Regions from separate parts of the Homo sapiens genome. Here all the other regions are linked to region 3. Evidence: chromatin contacts called from ENCODE Hi-C data. All regions are on one chromosome and are shown on one strand. The core of a region is the stretch at or near the end of the contact, and the rest is flanking DNA. Distances in the headings are between cores, read along the strand shown. Region 1 overlaps LOC105373851 (a long non-coding RNA gene). Region 2 holds the start of CREB1 (cAMP responsive element binding protein 1). Region 3 holds the start of RPE (ribulose-5-phosphate-3-epimerase).

Region 1 (3,064 bases), core at 218-2,717, 2.7 Mb before region 3:
AGCAAAAGAAAAGCTATTCAAATAGCGACAAATATAAAATATTTATAAACTCAATAAGAAATGTATTAAAAGTTTTAAAACCTTGATTGGGGGATATATTTTTAATAATTAAGAGGAAGAGTTATATTTTTATTAGATGGAAAAATTCAACATAAAGATGCCAAGGCTCCTCAAACTTACTGAAATAATTCTGTCTAAAGATCCAACGGGACGTTTCTTGAAGGTCATTAGAATGAACACTGACGAATTGCTAAGCTTAGTGCTTATCTTATTAAAAACATTCAAAACTATAAACAGGAAAACTAGCAAAATGCAAATGTTCTTAGGGATCAGCCTCGTCAGATATCAGAACCTATTGTAAAAACTGAAACTGTGTTTGATGTAAATATAAAAATATAAAGAAAAAGAAAATAATGAAATCCCCTGAAACAGACCCTGTTATATACATATGTGTCACATTTTATAGATGGCCTCATAGTTCACAAAGTTTTCCACTTGCATTATCTTTTATGCTTCAGAATCATGCTAGGAATCAAGTCGTATTATTACCCTCAGTCTTAGTTCTGAAGAAACTGACACTCAGAAGTGGCTTGACCAACATAATAAAACTAAGATAAACCCAGACTTGAACCTAGATTTTCTGACTTCTCTTACCAGGCATCTTTTCACTACATCAATCTCACAATACATTGGAGAATATACTTTTTTTAACCATACTGAAATTAGGGGAAAAAATGTTTCGACCTGCCCTTACACCATGTACTCCTGCTAACAATAAACAAACAAAATCCTGTAGTTGTTTGATGAAACATAGAGATATGACACTGAACTAGGGTCTGTGTCTGTGGTTGTCCCTCACTGAGTCCACTCACAAAGTACGAAGCTACAATGCTTCCTATTCACCTCCTCCCACCCCCACCCCCACCCTATCACCCCCATCCACCCCAGATGAATTACTTATTGTCACTAAGACGTAGCAGTGCCCAAAGTGAAATTGAAACTCTCCAGCAAATTACTGTTAAAAGAAAGTATAGTCAGTCTGTTTCTGGGGAGGGGTTGGATAATTAGAGAGCAACTAATTAGGAGCATACAGTTAAGAGTAAGGACAAACAGAAAGAAGAAAAGGAGTAAGCAACTCATACATAGTGCAGACCCACTATGTGGGAAAACCACTCATCTCTGACATTGTAGCAAAAAAGCAGCTGTCAACAATAAACATAAATGCTAGCCTTAGCTGAATGGGCACAGCTGTGTTCCAATAAAACTTTATTTCCATAACAGGCAGCAGGCAGACTATACATTGATGACTCCTGTACTAAGCAATTTAAGATAGTTTTTCCATTCAATTATCCTAAAAAAAAAACCCCTTTAGATAAGAAATCAGAGGTTACTCAACATGACCACCTGACATTAAGATGGATACAAGTATTTGCCTCAGTAAGTGGCAGAGCTGAAATCTGAACTCAGGTCTTGTGACTCCCAAGCTGGGAAGCTGGAAAGTGTGTAGTCTTCTGATAGGGCAGCCTCCTGTGACTCAGAGGTTTAACTGGATTTTATGGGTGTGAAGTCTCAGCAGGTAGAAGAGGCCTGAACAGGCTGCATCTAATGAACTAGACATGTGTTGCACTGAACCAGGCTGGGAGTACGTGGGTGATCTCTGTTGCAATCATTTAACAAAGTAGGGAGGTATAGACATGCCCATTCACCTCAGACACACCCCTCGCCTCCGAGACATCAAATCCGCTCCTCCTAACACACAGCAGGGTGCAGTTGTGGTCAGAAGTGAGTGGGAGAAGGAGGGTAGGCAGATGGGTGGCTGTTTATGGAAACCAGGAAATCCCAAAAAATAAAGTCATCTAGAGCAATTCAGGCAACTTCTTTGAGTCCAAGCTTTCCTTTCTGTGGAATAGAAATGTCTGTCCTCTTTCTTTTCTTTTTTTTTAGCAAGATGTCAGAATAATACAATAGGAAAAAAAAAAAAAACTCTGTGTAAAGTTCATTGGGCACCTCAGGGATACATGTCATTTGATGACATAGTCTCATTGTCACCTGACGCCCCATGACTTCAGCTGGCTCCAGAGTCTGCATGTAGCTTTCTGTGGGGAACTCTGCCATCTTTACATTTAACACATCTCTGCTGACAGACCAGCACTATTGAGCTGGTGCTTTGACAACCACGTCGACAAGAGACCAGGAGAGATGCCATGTAAAGGTGAAAGGACAGTGACTAAGGGGAGCAAATGAGCTTTTAAACGAGCCTGACACCATCCAGCTAGTTTTCATACTCCCTCCTGTGAAAAATCTTGACATATTGGTACATTGCTATGAGTTATTTATTTATATCGGTGTATAGTGGCCTAATATTATTTGCTCTTGCAGAGTGTTATCTAGGACTACAAACTTATTTTATTTTAAGCTCAATGACATTTCATCAACAGTTAACACAGCGTGAGTAGCTAAAAGTCACTTCAGGACAGTACATGAGGCCTCTCAGATGTTGTTGCTTTATTGCTTGACTGGATAGTTCTCTGGCTTTCTCTACTTTTGATGGTTTCTGTTTTTACCCAGCTTTGTCTGTTTTGAGCTGTATTTTTTCAGTCCATTATTACATATTATATTATTTATTTCACCACAAGATTTATTTATTATCTGCAGTAATGAAAACTAATTTGTTTCATTTGCCCATGTTAGCTATGCCTAAAAGGGAAAACAATTCTCTCTTGGTCATACAGAGAGGGGTAGAATGGAAAGGAGATGGGTACAGTCACTGAGGAGTCTCTAAGAGGATTCCATCCTGGAGAACCCCTGCTCTGGGCTTGGAGAACTGGGCTCAAACAAGGCAGGGTTCATGTCAAACCCCTGGCAAATTCTCTCAATTTGGGACTGAGTCTCTCATGGTGCCTAGACTTTGGTAATGCTTTCTGGAAACTCAGAAACTGTTGGTCCTAATCTCAATTCAGCTATTGACATTCTGGTCTTTTCTATTTAAAGCCACAAAATTGACTGTTTATTTTCTAGTCATAGTTTAATTTTGTTTTGTTTTAAGCTCTCTTAGTTGATTTCT
Region 2 (2,899 bases), core at 180-2,679, 2.5 Mb before region 3:
GACAACTCTTTCTTTACAAGAGAAGTGAGTCATGGGCGGAGTCCAGAATCGAACCCTCTCTGCTTCCTAAAGACACGTCTCCTTTAAAGGACAGAAAAAGAATGATTAAGACTTGAGGCCGGGCGCGGTGGCTCATACGTGTAACCCCACCACTTTAGGAGGCCGAGGCGGGTGGATTACCTGAGGTCAGGAGTTCCATACCAGCCTGGCCAACATGGTGAAACCCCGTCTCTACTAACAACACAAAAATTAGCCAGGTGTGGTGGCAGGTGCCTGTAATCCCAGCTACTAGGGAGGCTGAGGCAGGAGAATCGCTCGAAACCGGGAGGCGGAGGTTGCAGTGAGCCGAGATCGTGCCACTGCACTCCAGCCTGGGCGACAAGGGCTAGACTCCGTCTCATTAAAAAAAAAAAAAAAAAAAAAAAGACTTGAAACCCCAAGGAGAGGGCTGCAGAGTTCACTATCAAGGAGAATGGGGACCTAGTGGTGCCGTCCTGAGAGACCTCTGAAAGAACAATTCAGTAGTTTCCAGCCACGGAAGTCCCCCTGCTGGGTTTAGGGTGCAGTGGGTGCGAATCCCTGCTGTAGAAAACAGGCTGAGGAAAGAAAGCGACACAGGATGTTGTCTGGAGAAAGGCGGGGAGGTAGGATGGGGCATATTTCCAGGGGTCCGGGCAGGTTGTGTGGCTTGGAGGCCTCCGAGGGCCGTCGACGTCAGCCATGGTCCGGGCAGAGCCCCGCAAGGTGCCACAGTATCGGGGCCAGCGCCCCCCGGAAAAGCATGCTCCGCTGGCGGCCGCCAGGTTTCTCCGCGGAGTCTCGGAAAGGAAAACCCGTCCCCACGGGGGTCCCACGACGCCCCCGGGTCCCAGGCCCCGGGACGTTGGCAGAGGCGCAGCAGACCTTCTTCCCCAGCCCGCACGGCTCCAGCGGTCCGGCCGCGTCCCAGCCCGGGCTGCCCGTCCCCCGTCTCCCGGCGGCGTCGGAAAGTTCCCGGGGCTGGCGGCGGTCAAGAGCAGAGCCAGGGCAGCCGCAGCCGCCTTCTAGCCCGCCGCTCACCGCCGCAGGGGCAGGCCTGAGCGGGGGTTTCCACCAAGTCGCCGACACCCCTCGGGAATTCCCCCACTGGGCCACACACAAACCCCGCTTCCTCCTTCAAATTTCCGCTGCCGGCTTTACCGATGCGAAAGCCGCGGTGGAGTTTAGACCACTCCTCCCGGCGCCGGGCTCAGCCCGCCTTCGCCTTCCCTCTCCCCGCGGAACCCCTTCTCGTCGCCCGAAGAAACCCGAAGGTCTTCGGCAAGTTCCGTCCCCAGCGCGGGGGCGGGGCCGCTCGAGCTGCTCCGGGCCTAGCTCGGCTGTTTCCGTGCGCGGCCGCTGCGCACTCGGCACTGGGCGGCGCTGGCTGGCTCCCTGGCTGCGGCTCCTCAGTCGGCGGCGGCTGCTGCTGCCTGTGGCCCGGGCGGCTGGGAGAAGCGGAGTGTTGGTGAGTGACGCGGCGGAGGTGTAGTTTGACGCGGTGTGTTACGTGGGGGAGAGAATAAAACTCCAGCGAGATCCGGGCCGTGAACGAAAGCAGTGACGGAGGAGCTTGTACCACCGGTAAGAGGAGCAGGAGGAGGAGGCAGGAGCCAGAGAGAGCCGGGGGGACGGAGGGGGGACGGGGAGGCGCCGGACACCCGCGCTTGGGGCCTTCCCCTCGCAGGAGGGGCCGCGGTAAAGATGGAGCCTCCGCCCGAGCCCCACAACATCGCCGCCGCTCGCAGCGAACAAAGAATAATGGCGGCGGACTGGAGCCAGCGGCGGCCGGGGCGGCAGCGACTCTGCCTGCAGCCAGCGGCGGCGCTCATGGCGGGGGGCGGCGGGCGGCGGGCGGCGGGCGGGGTGGGAGCCGGCGGCCGGGGGTGTGTGCGGGCGGCCGGCCGCGGCGAGCTGGCGCCCGCGTTCCCGCCGCCGCCGCCGGGCCGGGCGCGGAGCCGGGAACCCGGAGCCGCCCCGGGGGAGGCCGCCCGCTCGGCCCGGCGCTGCCCCCCGCGCCGCTCGCTCGTCCGGCCCCCGCCGCCCGCCTCGCCCCCGGCCCGACCCGGCCGGGCCTCCGGGGCAGCCGCCGCCTAGGTGCCGGTGGGGGATGGAGGAGGAAGAAGGCGACAGTTGAGGGCAGAGGAGGTGAAGGTGCCTGCTGCCTTCCCGGTGGCTTCGGTGCCTGCCATGCCCGCTTCGCAAGGGGAAGAGCTGCAACGTCTGACCTACTCTTCTCTCCACTCTTTGTGCAATAAAGTTCGAAACCCAAGGTTTCCTCTCGTGCTGTATTTTATTCGTGCCCTTTCCCCCCCGCTCCTACACCGTTGAGGAAATGCTGCTTTCTGCCCTGTGTTGCTTAGTTGAGAGATGAGAGCTTGTGCTTTTGGGGGGAATTTTTGACTCCCTCACCCCTTTGCTTTTTTTTTTTTTTTAAAGTCAGTCATGGAAATGCATGCTTTTTGGGAGAAAGGGTGCTAAGAAAAACATTTATAATAACTTTTTAAACTGTTGGGATCTTATAAAAGGGAAGCTGGTGTTTGAAAACAGTTTCGGTTTTAACCCTTTTTAATAAGGTAATCATCACTTGAGATCTATCATTCTGAAACACTTCGTTGGAACGAGTATCAGCCGATGTACTCTTGTTTTACATCATTTCGCGGGGTGCAACCTTGCCAACCGCGTTTGGGTCATCTGGATCTCCCCTCACCCTCCGTCCCACTCCCCCTACCATATTTCCCACGAATTTCTGTGTGAACTTTAATGAGAGATTGATTTAATACTACTACTAAAAATAGACATTAAAGTATCCATTATTTGTCTCATGCAGTAGGTAACCCCCGTCTTGAGATTGACAATTTAAGCCACAAGCTGTATTTTT
Region 3 (2,966 bases), core at 121-2,620:
GGATACTCATCCATTTCTGAACTGTGTGTGAACAGCACACAAACCTATCACAATTTGTGAATGAGCATTGGAGAGGTGTAGGGGCCAAGGGAAAACTTTCCCTTCACCCTCCAAAGGTTTGCTGAAAATCACTGACAGAAAGAAGATTAACAGGAGAAAAGGCATAAAAACTTATTTGATTATAGTTTTACCTGACACAGGAGCCTTCAGAATGAAGACCCAAAGGTACAGGGGTGATTACCCATTTTTATACTTAGGTTCAACAAAGTATAGACAGCCATGTAGAAATACGATTGGACAAAATAGGCGATCTAATGCTAATAGACTGACCTGGCCTTGGCCAGTCTAGTTTAGATTCCTGGCCTCTCTGTGCAGCATTCCCTCCTCCTGGATATGGGATAGAACCTTCTCTAGAAGAGGAGTTTTATAACCTACAGTTGAGATGGGTCAAATAATTTATGGCCAGTTTTTACACAGAAAGGTGGAGGAAAGTTAGAGTAATGCTTTTGGGTTTTGTGTCTGGCTTCAGGGAAAGGGGGTTCCGGTTTCAATGACTCTTCTTAGGGAAGATGGGCTCCAGTTTCTATGACCTGCCTCCTAGAATGAGACTGAGAAGAGAGCAGGGCAGGAAGTCAGAGAAACACTGTTGCGTCTGAGGCCTTCACTTTGGGCTATCATTTTCTGAGCCTCAACAGAGGGAAAAACAAAAAAGGTAAGGAGGAACTGCAAAGGCAGAAAAAGAGGGTAATATAATAATAACTACCATTTTGTACTGAGCACCAGGCATCCTGCTGGGCGCATTACCTGGCTTCACTCATTTAATACAACCCTAAAGCTGGGCACTGTCTTTACAGATGAGAAAACCGAAGTTAAGAAGTGATTTGCCAGGTCACCCAGCTAGTATCTGGCAGAGCCAGGGTTCCTCCAGCTCAAAAGAAGAGCTCTAGGAGAAATACGAGGAAGAAAGGTTTTTAATTGTTGTTTTAAAGGGCCAGCATAGGCGCTGGAGAGGAAAGAAAGGCATATGCAAAGGGTGGAGAAACAAAAAGTGATGTTAAGTCAAGAGCCGAGGAGAGGGAACTGCAGGAGAAGCAAAGTGAAAAAAGGTTAAGAAACGCCTTGAGTACTGCGAGGACGTTAAGATCCAAACAGCACAAGAAGGAAGGTCAAAATCAGGTGTACGAGGCCCGTGTGCCCCGCCCCGCCCCAGGCGGACGGCTGACAGCGCCCCACCCCAGGAGGAGGCGGGACTTCCTCACCGCAGAGTGGCTGCTTCCGGTAGAATCCGGAAGCCTGTACGGAGAAGGGGCGGGGCCAAAACTGCGCGCCCAATCGGGGTGACGCTCTAGCCTTGCCGGGGACTCGTGGGTAACTTGCTTTTGGGAGCCAGCGGTATGGCGTCGGGCTGCAAGATTGGCCCGTCCATCCTCAACAGCGACCTGGCCAATTTAGGGGCCGAGTGCCTCCGGATGCTAGACTCTGGGGCCGATTATCTGCACCTGGACGTAATGGACGGGTAACTCCTCCGGGCTCCGGTCGGGCTTGCCGCGCGGCGGGGCGGATCAGTGCACCTTTATTGACTGCTTGTTGGATGTACCGCGTCCCTGTACCACCGAGCGCCTCACTCTGAACGCGATGCTAGAAGGGGTGTGGGGTAGGAGCCCTGGAGGCTCTAGCAGGAGCAGAACCGACGCGGTATCCTGGGTTGCGGCCGGGTCCCAAACCTCAGTTCCTCCCCTCCCCCCACGTAACGTGTGGTCTTCCATCACTTAGGACCCGGAAGCGACCTAAATCTTTAGGACATTTCTTCACTTTCAGCTAGAGAAACTGAGGCCCAAGGGGAGAAGCATGACTTGCCCAAGCTCATATAGCTAGTTAGTGGCAAAGCTGGGGAAACAGACTTCTCTAACGATTTAAGTTGGCACCTGCGGTTAGGTTCCCGAGTTCTGCCACTTGCTGGGTTACCTTGGACAAGCCACTAACCTCATTGAGCTTCAGTTTCATAATTTGAAAAATGGAACTACTAACAGAACCTACCGCTTAGGCATCTTGGAAGATGAAATGAGCGAGTACATGAGAAGTTTACAGTGCCTGGCGTATATTAAGTTCTCTATAATTGTTAATTACATCATTATTACAATTCTGATTTTCCTGTCTATTTTCTCTTCAGGCACCCTGCTCTTCAGGGAGGTCAGTTTTTTGTAAGTAATTTTTAAGCACCGTAGTTACAGCACATAATATTGTTTGGAGTCAGGATATTAGTTTCTGAAGTTGGTTACAGAATGAGGAAACAACCCCAGAGAAAGCAGTAAGACTCCCTCAAGATTACAGAAGATTGTGACAGACTTGCAACTTGGCTCTTCCTAGGTTTGCCAAGTAGTTCTCTGAGCCCCACTGTTAACTGACTATAAAAATCATAAATACCATTATCTTGAGTGGGGATGGAAAAATAAATTTATTTTAAATAGGTAAAAACCCTGTGTTCCCTCATTCAGTTTGCAAATTGGTGTTATTTTCTAAAGGTGATGATTTCCTTTTCTTTTTAATGTTAATCTGGCTTTGAAGAGTTTTATCTTCCATTGCTCTATGTGGTTAAATGTATTGTTTCTCTTTGGCATTTTACCCAGTTACCTTAGGAGTCCACCCAACTGATAATGACAAAACTTTGACCATAGAGTACTAAAAATAATAGGCCAAATGTGTAAAAAGTTTAGTAAATATTACCTCTCACAAAGGTTGGCTTTTAATTGGCCATTATATGTAATTATACTTATATACTTTATTTTTGACATCTTTGCTTGAAAGCCCTAAACTGTCACAGGTAATAATACCCTGAGTGTCTACCTCAAAGGTAAGTAGCTACATTTTTGTGCCTGAGAAAATACCTAGAGGGTCACAGGATGGAACAGCTATGTGTATATTTGTGAGTCTATTTGAGCAATTTGGTTTTAATTAAACTATGTTTG

What was found. A loop is a pair of places that touch in the nucleus more often than their neighbours do. Pooled maps may share reads with other maps.
Region 1: a loop to region 3 is called in a pooled map, with 4 times the contacts of the local background. The contact joins the enhancer-like site here to the promoter of RPE in region 3. A Hi-C loop is called at or near these places in 2 of 37 single-sample maps with no recorded cell type and 2 of 50 pooled maps.
Region 2: a pooled map shows a loop between it and region 3 (14-fold over the local background). The contact joins the promoter of CREB1 here to the promoter of RPE in region 3. A Hi-C loop is called at or near these places in 7 of 50 pooled maps.

What each region holds. Positions count from the first base shown.
Region 1 is chr2:207,336,369-207,339,432 of GRCh38, forward strand. The region is part of intron 1 of LOC105373851 (a long non-coding RNA gene); the gene reads left to right. Among named protein-coding and RNA genes, the nearest start is that of MIR1302-4, 68 kb to the left of the region's middle. Within about 2 kb of position 1,468, at least 4 of the 41 ENCODE cell types and tissues checked have a DNase peak (open chromatin) inside an H3K27ac peak, as active enhancers do.
Region 2 is chr2:207,528,533-207,531,431 of GRCh38, forward strand. CREB1 (cAMP responsive element binding protein 1) reads left to right here and starts at 1,430. Exons shown (of 8, transcript NM_004379.5): 1 at 1,430-1,602. LOC124907970 (a long non-coding RNA gene) reads right to left here and starts at 1,065. Exons shown (of 3, transcript XR_007088060.1): 1 at 904-1,065; 2 at 1-81. RefSeq lists silencers at 799-978, 1,649-1,778, 1,809-1,858, 2,569-2,738 and enhancers at 999-1,198, 1,459-1,558.
Region 3 is chr2:210,001,268-210,004,233 of GRCh38, forward strand. It overlaps RPE (ribulose-5-phosphate-3-epimerase), which reads left to right and starts at 1,371. Exons shown (of 6, transcript NM_199229.3): 1 at 1,371-1,516. The coding sequence starts at 1,395. RefSeq lists enhancers at 1,380-1,429, 1,470-1,639.